Linked DNA regions of Homo sapiens: region 1 is linked to region 2. The links are chromatin contacts, found by Hi-C or POLR2A ChIA-PET in ENCODE. All regions are on one chromosome and are shown on one strand. Each heading gives the region's core, a stretch centred on a gene start or an enhancer-like site at or near the end of the contact. The rest is flanking DNA. Distances are from core to core; before and after follow the strand shown. Region 1 holds the start of SOCS4 (suppressor of cytokine signaling 4). Region 2 overlaps SAMD4A (sterile alpha motif domain containing 4A).

Evidence for each region. A loop is a pair of places that touch in the nucleus more often than their neighbours do. ChIA-PET counts read pairs that join two places held with the same protein, here RNA polymerase II (POLR2A). Pooled maps may share reads with other maps.
Region 1: a pooled map shows a loop between it and region 2 (7-fold over the local background). The contact joins the promoter of SOCS4 here to the enhancer-like site in region 2. A Hi-C loop is called at or near these places in 9 of 50 pooled maps. POLR2A ChIA-PET finds 5 or more read pairs at or near these places in 3 of 52 experiments (B cell, HEK293 and activated CD4-positive, alpha-beta T cell).

What each region holds. Positions count from the first base shown.
Region 1 is chr14:55,025,485-55,029,026 of GRCh38, reverse strand. SOCS4 (suppressor of cytokine signaling 4) reads right to left here and starts at 1,791. Exons shown (of 3, transcript NM_199421.2): 1 at 1,556-1,791. WDHD1 (WD repeat and HMG-box DNA binding protein 1) reads left to right here and starts at 1,928. Exons shown (of 26, transcript NM_007086.4): 1 at 1,928-1,999; 2 at 2,224-2,316. The coding sequence starts at 2,240. RefSeq lists enhancers at 1,052-1,578, 1,579-2,106 and a silencer at 1,901-1,950.
Region 2 is chr14:54,774,559-54,777,667 of GRCh38, reverse strand. SAMD4A (sterile alpha motif domain containing 4A) reads right to left here. Exons shown (of 13, transcript NM_015589.6): 10 at 2,533-2,734; 11 at 1,128-1,254. Among named protein-coding and RNA genes, the nearest start is that of SAMD4A-AS1, 88 kb to the right of the region's middle. Within about 2 kb of position 1,252, at least 14 of the 41 ENCODE cell types and tissues checked have a DNase peak (open chromatin) inside an H3K27ac peak, as active enhancers do; they include B cell, where a contact is called at or near this core.

The DNA of each region.
Region 1 (3,542 bases), core at 542-3,041, 250 kb before region 2:
TAAACAAATCCCACTTTAAACAAAAAACACTAAATACCCACCCAAAGCACCCCTTTAGTAACATGAGATATTAATAACAATTACTTTTATACATCCATGAGTATCTCCTATATACTCTAACAATGCGACGGAGGTAGGTGTCATCTCCATTTTAGAGATGAGGAATTCGATTTTCAGTAAAGGAACATATTCAAGGTCACACAATGTGTCAGTTAGAATTAAAACCCAGGACTGTTAAACTCGGAGGCTCAAGCTTTTACCATACATGCAAAATCTGCAAAGAAAATTGTTCTTTAACCTATGAATCAAATGGCTTGATTGATAAGAGAAAATGACAGATGTGTGGACATCAATCATAGTCTCATGGGTATTACAGATATTATAGTGAAGGCATTTTGTAGCTATAACTTGTTCCAATTTGCAGATTCTTCTTATGCTGAGCTCTGAATAGTACTAACCAGAAATCTCACCACGCTTTATTCAACATAGAGACGAATATTATGAGAGTTCATCTTGAACTCTATGTACTCTAGCCAATGATATTGTTACTTGAACGAAAAAATTTATAAGCCAGTCTATCCAAAAAACAAATGATCTCCAAAAAAAAAAAATTAGGTCACTCAGAAAGCATCATCTCTGGTACCACTGCTCTTTCGGGAGATCAACAGTGGGTTATTTTTCCACAAATCCCAAGTTGTTTTTAAGCCAATCATTCTTCCTCTTCATTCATATACAAACCTCAGCGTCTAGCAAGGCTATCTGGAGCTCTAGTACTAAAAACAACGCCTCACACAATGCCACCCACGGTAAGAACACGACGGTTTGCCTGTGTGTTTGCAACTTTTCACAATGGAACTAGATTGAAAAAAACAATAGGGAAACCTCTTCAACAGAAAAACGTCTCAGGTAATAAAATAAATGTGATTGATACTGGAAGGTATCACAAAAACGCAGAAAAATTCTCAAAGATAAGTACAAATGAAAGAATATCATTCTGAAGGTTTTCATCACAGGCTGCTGTACCAATATGGAGAATGAAGATACAAGAAAAGCATAAACTTAAACTTAGTGGCCAAGACTTTAGCAGATATTGCATGGATCAAATGTAAGTGCTCAAGGCTACTAAGTTATAACTCTTCTTTTGGTTATAAATATTCACTTCAGTAAACTTTAGGTGGGATCTGAATAGAGAACACAAGTTACTTTCTTCATAACGGATATATAGAGTCGCAAAGAATAAGCATTAATTGAGCATTAATTAATTATACCTTCAGGTACCAAGAGAACCAACCGGAACAGAAATTAAGTCATTCCTTCTTTATCTCTACAGAAGCGACAAGGTGAGGGCACGAAGGATGCCAAGATTAGAGGCTCTAGAAGATCTCGCCTTCTTTTCCAGAGAAGATGCTCAAAGATCTGTCTGCTAACTGGGCCCCAAGAAAGAGACCGGATCCTTTTAGGGATCCGGATATTGTTTCCTGGGAGGAGAGCCTGGAGGGCAGGAACAAGACCCCGGCCTGCGAGGCCAGGCAGCGGCCACCCTTCCCCCACTCACCTCCCGGAGCGCAGCTTAACTGGGGTTGTGCGAGTAACTGCTGCCATCACCATCGCCATCAGTCTGGGCGCTTGCTTAAGTGGAGAGGGGAGGCCCAACCACTCCTGCACCTCGTGTAGGTCTTACAAAGCAGATGCTTTTCTGCCACCCCCAACCCCGCTTCGGCGTTCCGGTCCCAACCCAGCCGTCACGGTCATCGCCTCCGCCGGTTCCCTGGGCGCCGCCACCACTTCCGTGTTCAGCTCCCTCCCTTCCTCCCTGATTTGCCCGGGCAACCGGCTAATTTCCACGCGGAGGGCGCCGCAGCTGACGCCACCACCCGGCGACCTCTGTCGGGACCTGCGCTGGGCGTGGGCGGGTCGGCGCAGGCGCAGTGTGGTGAGCGAGCCGAAGCGCGGGAAGCAGCTCTTGTGGATCCTCAGTGGCGGAGGCTCGGTCACCCGGGTGAGTCCCCACTCCGGCTGCCCGCGTCCACCAAGGAGATGCGTGTTCCCTTTCCGGCTTATTGTCTGACAGACCCTCTGCCTTATCCCGCTGGTGTCACTCGGGTGGGGGAAACCGGGCTGCGGAGAACGGGCCCTAGAGGAGACTAAGCTCTCTTCCTATCCCTAGCCTCGCTGCTTTTCTCTTTTGAAATAATAAGACTGGCTTTTATAAAACATTTTCAGATAGGTAAAGGAAAACATGCCTGCCACACGGAAGCCAATGAGATATGGGCATACAGAGGGACACACGGAGGTCTGTTTTGATGATTCTGGGAGGTAAGGTTCTTTGAGAAACAACGTTTTAGGTGCAAATGTTAAAACATTTATCCTTAAACTTTATATGTGCAGTCAGCTAAAAATGACTCATGCGGATAGAGGAATAATGTTGAAATCTAAAATGGCACACATATTTCTTTAGATTATTGTTTGATTCGGGCCGTCATGGTAGTTGTAGTATATCGACAAAGTTATAATCGTACTTCCAGAGGAGTTGGAAAGATGCGAGCTTCTCTCCATATATTTTCCCCTTCCCTGCATCTTACATTATTAATTTTGTCAGATCACTAGTTACTGCCTACTTGTCAAATTCAGTGGCCTGTTCTGTTTGGAATGATATCCTTCCATGCCTTTAGTGATGCTATTTCCCTTTTTGCTTATTTTTTTTTAACTTTTTGACGGCTTAAAACAATTTTTTCCTCTGATTCCTAAACTATAATATTTTCCTACGGTTATTCTGGTCCCTTTTATCTTTCCAAGTCCCATTCTTACGCACTACTGCTCGATTGCACGGCTTCCACTGTCGCTTCTATGTTGATTGATTCATTGAAAAAATACTTGTGTGTCTCTTTTGCTGGGGACTACAGATAGAATAGAGCGAACCAGACACAGTCTTTTCCTCCTTTGAGCTTAAGGTCTTTTTGGATTGACAGGCATTGAACACAAATTAATCACAAAAATAAATGTGTATTTAGAAACAAGTAATATGTGCAGTGATAAACATGTATGAGGAGAAGCTCATCTAGTTAAAGGAGTCAGGGAAGGCTTCTTTGGACAAGTGTTTCTTGAGACGCCATCTGAAGACGGAGCAGGCATTAAGCAGTATAAAGAGATGAGTGGTGGTGGCGGTGGGGTGGTGATGTTGGCATAGTAAGCAGAGGCAATACTGTGTGTAAAGGCCCAATGGGGCCAGGGATCATGGTATGCTCAAAGAACTGAAGGAAAACTAGCCTTACTAAAATGTGGAGAGTGATGCAGAGTTTAGTGAGAGATGAATCTGTGAAGTTAGGCAATGGATGTCCTATCCAAGACCTTCTGGACTTTATTAAGGAATCTCGTTTTATCCTAAAAGCACTGAGAAGGTATTAAAGGCTTGAAGCAGAGAGATGTGATCAGGTTTGTTTTTGAGAAAATGCATGGAGGATGAATTGGAAAAGGAGCACTCATGGATGCAGAAAGACTGTTAGAAGATACCTGTATTAGTTTGTGTAGGGGCGGGTTGCCCC
Region 2 (3,109 bases), core at 3-2,502:
CATCCTGCACCCTCCTGCCTGACTTCTACTCGGAATCCCCCATGTGGAGGAATCCCCCCAGGGAGAGTGGCCAGAGTCCAAGCTCCTCAGCTTTGGATTCAAAGTCCCCCACCATCGGCCACGACCTTTACAGCTCCCTGGGTCCACTTTCTGCTACCTCAGCCAGACCCTTTGGCCCAGCCACGGCTTCCGGGCCATGCTGTGGTATTCTGGACCTTTGCAGTCTTGCTCCTGGGTTCCTTCTGCCTGTAACTCTGCCTTCCCTCTCTCCACCCTCTGCTGTGCCCTGAAGCTCAGCTCCAACTCCAGGAAGCTTCCTTGCCTATTCCAGGCCACAGTAACACTTCTCTTCTTTAAACTCCTACAGATAGGACTTACTGGACAGAGCGTTTCTACTGTCCAGGGCATTTTCCTACAGGTACAACACATCTCCAGTTTGCCTGCCTTGGGGCAGTGGGGGTGGGGGGGGGTCCATCCAGATAGGTGCAGTGTAATTGCCTGTGTGGCTTGTTATTACTCATGGAGTCTACAAAGTCTACAAGATCACTGCCTGCATAGAGAAAGGGTTCAAGTATTCATTAGCTGTGCATAATTCCAACCACTCTGTTTTAGGAAGCATAGTGAAAGCTGAAATTGATCTGAAGTGTGCTAAGTTGCTCTTTAACCAAGTAAAGGAAAGATGGCTGGTACAACAGTCATCACTTTGCAAGAAAAGCCCAAACCAGGGGGAAGGTCTCAGCATCAACAGTTTTCTCTTTCTCTGTCTCACTCTCACTTTCTCTTTCCACACACACACACACACACACACACACTACACATGGAGCCCTCCCACCTCCCCACCACCAAAGCCCTCTTGTGCTATCTCTGGTTTAATCAATCTAGAAATATGACTAGTATCAAAAATATCCCCATCCGATTGCAACCAACTCTGGGGCTCCACATGCTGGCTCTCAGCCAAGCCGCCGCTATTCATGCTGGCAAGGCACAGTTTAAAAAAGGAAAGGCTTCTATAAGCTCCAAAGAATGCACGGTGACAGTCGAGGCTAAGCACTTTCTGGCTGGGTTTGCTAGGGCATCTATTTTGGCCTCCCCTCTGTGTCAAGGGGACATGAAGCGCCGGGCCCTACCTGGCTGCTGGAACATCAGCATGTTCTGTGGGGAAGTGTGCACGGGCAGCGAGCGGGTCCTCTGGACTGAGCTGTGGGTGCGGCTTGGCATGCTATTGCTGCCCCCGGGGTTGGCAAACCACAGGTTCTGGTGAGAAAAGCAAAAGGGGAACTTGTTAGTTCAGCCCCACTGGGGTGGAGAGCAGAGCCGCCAGCAAGAATTTGGGAGGCAAAGATCCCAGGAGAACTCTAACTTCTAGAAAAGGGGCTTGCAGGCCAGTGCTAGCATCTGCTTATTTATAGAGAGAGGGTTTAGATTCCATTCACTGTAATTTCTCTTCACCTCCTCAGTGGTGGCCTTGCTGTAAGCCTCAGCTTCATCTGGACACCTCTTTCCCTATCTGCAGAACTCTTTTTATCGCATTTGTTGCTTTTGCTTTTTCCCTGCCACTTTTCTAGGAAATGGGGGAGTTCTATAAATGTATGCAACGAAGAGCACAAACTATTTCAGGGCTCTGATTTTTTTTTTTTTTTTTTTTTTTTTTTAAGATTCTTACAATGTACTCCAAAGCGAGGGGGAGAGAAAAGAAACTCTCAGCTGGCAATGAGCTGGCACAACTCAGCCTGTGTGTCCCAGCAGTGACGTCTTCTTGAACTGATCTGGGGGCTGGGGACAATGGTCAGAAGATGGGGCTTTCTGGTACCCTGGGTAGTGAATCCTGCCCGTCTTGCCTGAAGCCCTTTTCCTGTTTTTAAGCTGATCTGTCATCCCTTAGTTTCTCCTGAGACCCCAGAACCTCAGACCTACTTGTGTCCCTCTGATCCTAATCCCTACCCACAGAGCTTCGAGAAGCTCTGGGCACACAGGCGGAAGGCACTGGGCAGGGGTGGGGCCTGGGGCTAGAGGGGTATGAGCGACGGGCCAGAGAAGTCAGCTCTAAACTGCACAGCAAGAACCTCTGGGCAGGCTGAGAATGTGTTAACTCTCCCCCTGGCACACTCTCTCAGACTTTGTCCTGTGGATGCTCCACCAGAGCTGGGACTGAGACAAAGGAGCTTTTTGCCATGGATAAAAAGGGCAAGAAACTTCTCTAAATGCCAGGCTCTCCTGGAACCCAGATTTGGGTGGCAGAAGGTCAAGCATGGGGCAAAGAAGAAATAGGTCTTGCATTTCTTTCTAAAGGTCCTCTTGTGCAGGGTCCCCAAGGTTAAAGTGGTCCTCTGGGCATCCTAAACACAGCTATGGGGTTGCTCTGTCTGCTAGAGAACAACGCGAACAATGCTGTTACCTCTGAGGAATGGTGGCAACTGCCCCCAGCATAGTCCCCTTTGGCCTCTCTCCCCACCCTGGGGTCACCTGGGGGGACATCTGCAGCCTTGGGCCTTGAGCTTGGCCATCCTCCTCCTTCCTTGGGGCAGAACAAACCTGTCTTCCTTGTTTCATGATGGTGGGGGTAGCTGTGGTGTTGCGCTGGTTGGAGCTGACGAATCCACTGGTGCCCAAGAGGCCCAGGCGGGCGGAAGGGACGTTCCGAGAGGGGATCTGGTACTGGCGCGGGTTCCGTCTGCCCATGCCACCGCCCACAGAGCCAGCCGTCGGGAGGGAGTTGGATTGCCCAAAGCCTCGACTGTGAGAGCCAAGAGAGAAGGAAGAGAATATCAGTCGTTATTCAGCCCTTTTTAAGCCACAGGCTTCCCAAGGGATGTCGCCTTGGAGGTCTCCTCATTTTTTTTTTTTTTTTTTTTTTGAGTCAGGGTCTCACTCTGTTACCCAGGTTGGAGTGCAGTAGTGAGATCTAGGCTCACTGCAGCCTTGACCTCCTGGGCTCAGGTGATCCTCCTATCTCAGCCTCTGGAGTAGCTGGGACTACAGGCATGTGCCACCATGCCCAGCTAACTTTTTTTTTTTGGTAGAGATGGAGTCTCACTATGTCGCCCAGGCTGGTCTCAACTTTTCAGGCTCAAGCGATCTTCCCAACTCAGCCTCTTGAGTAGTTGGGACT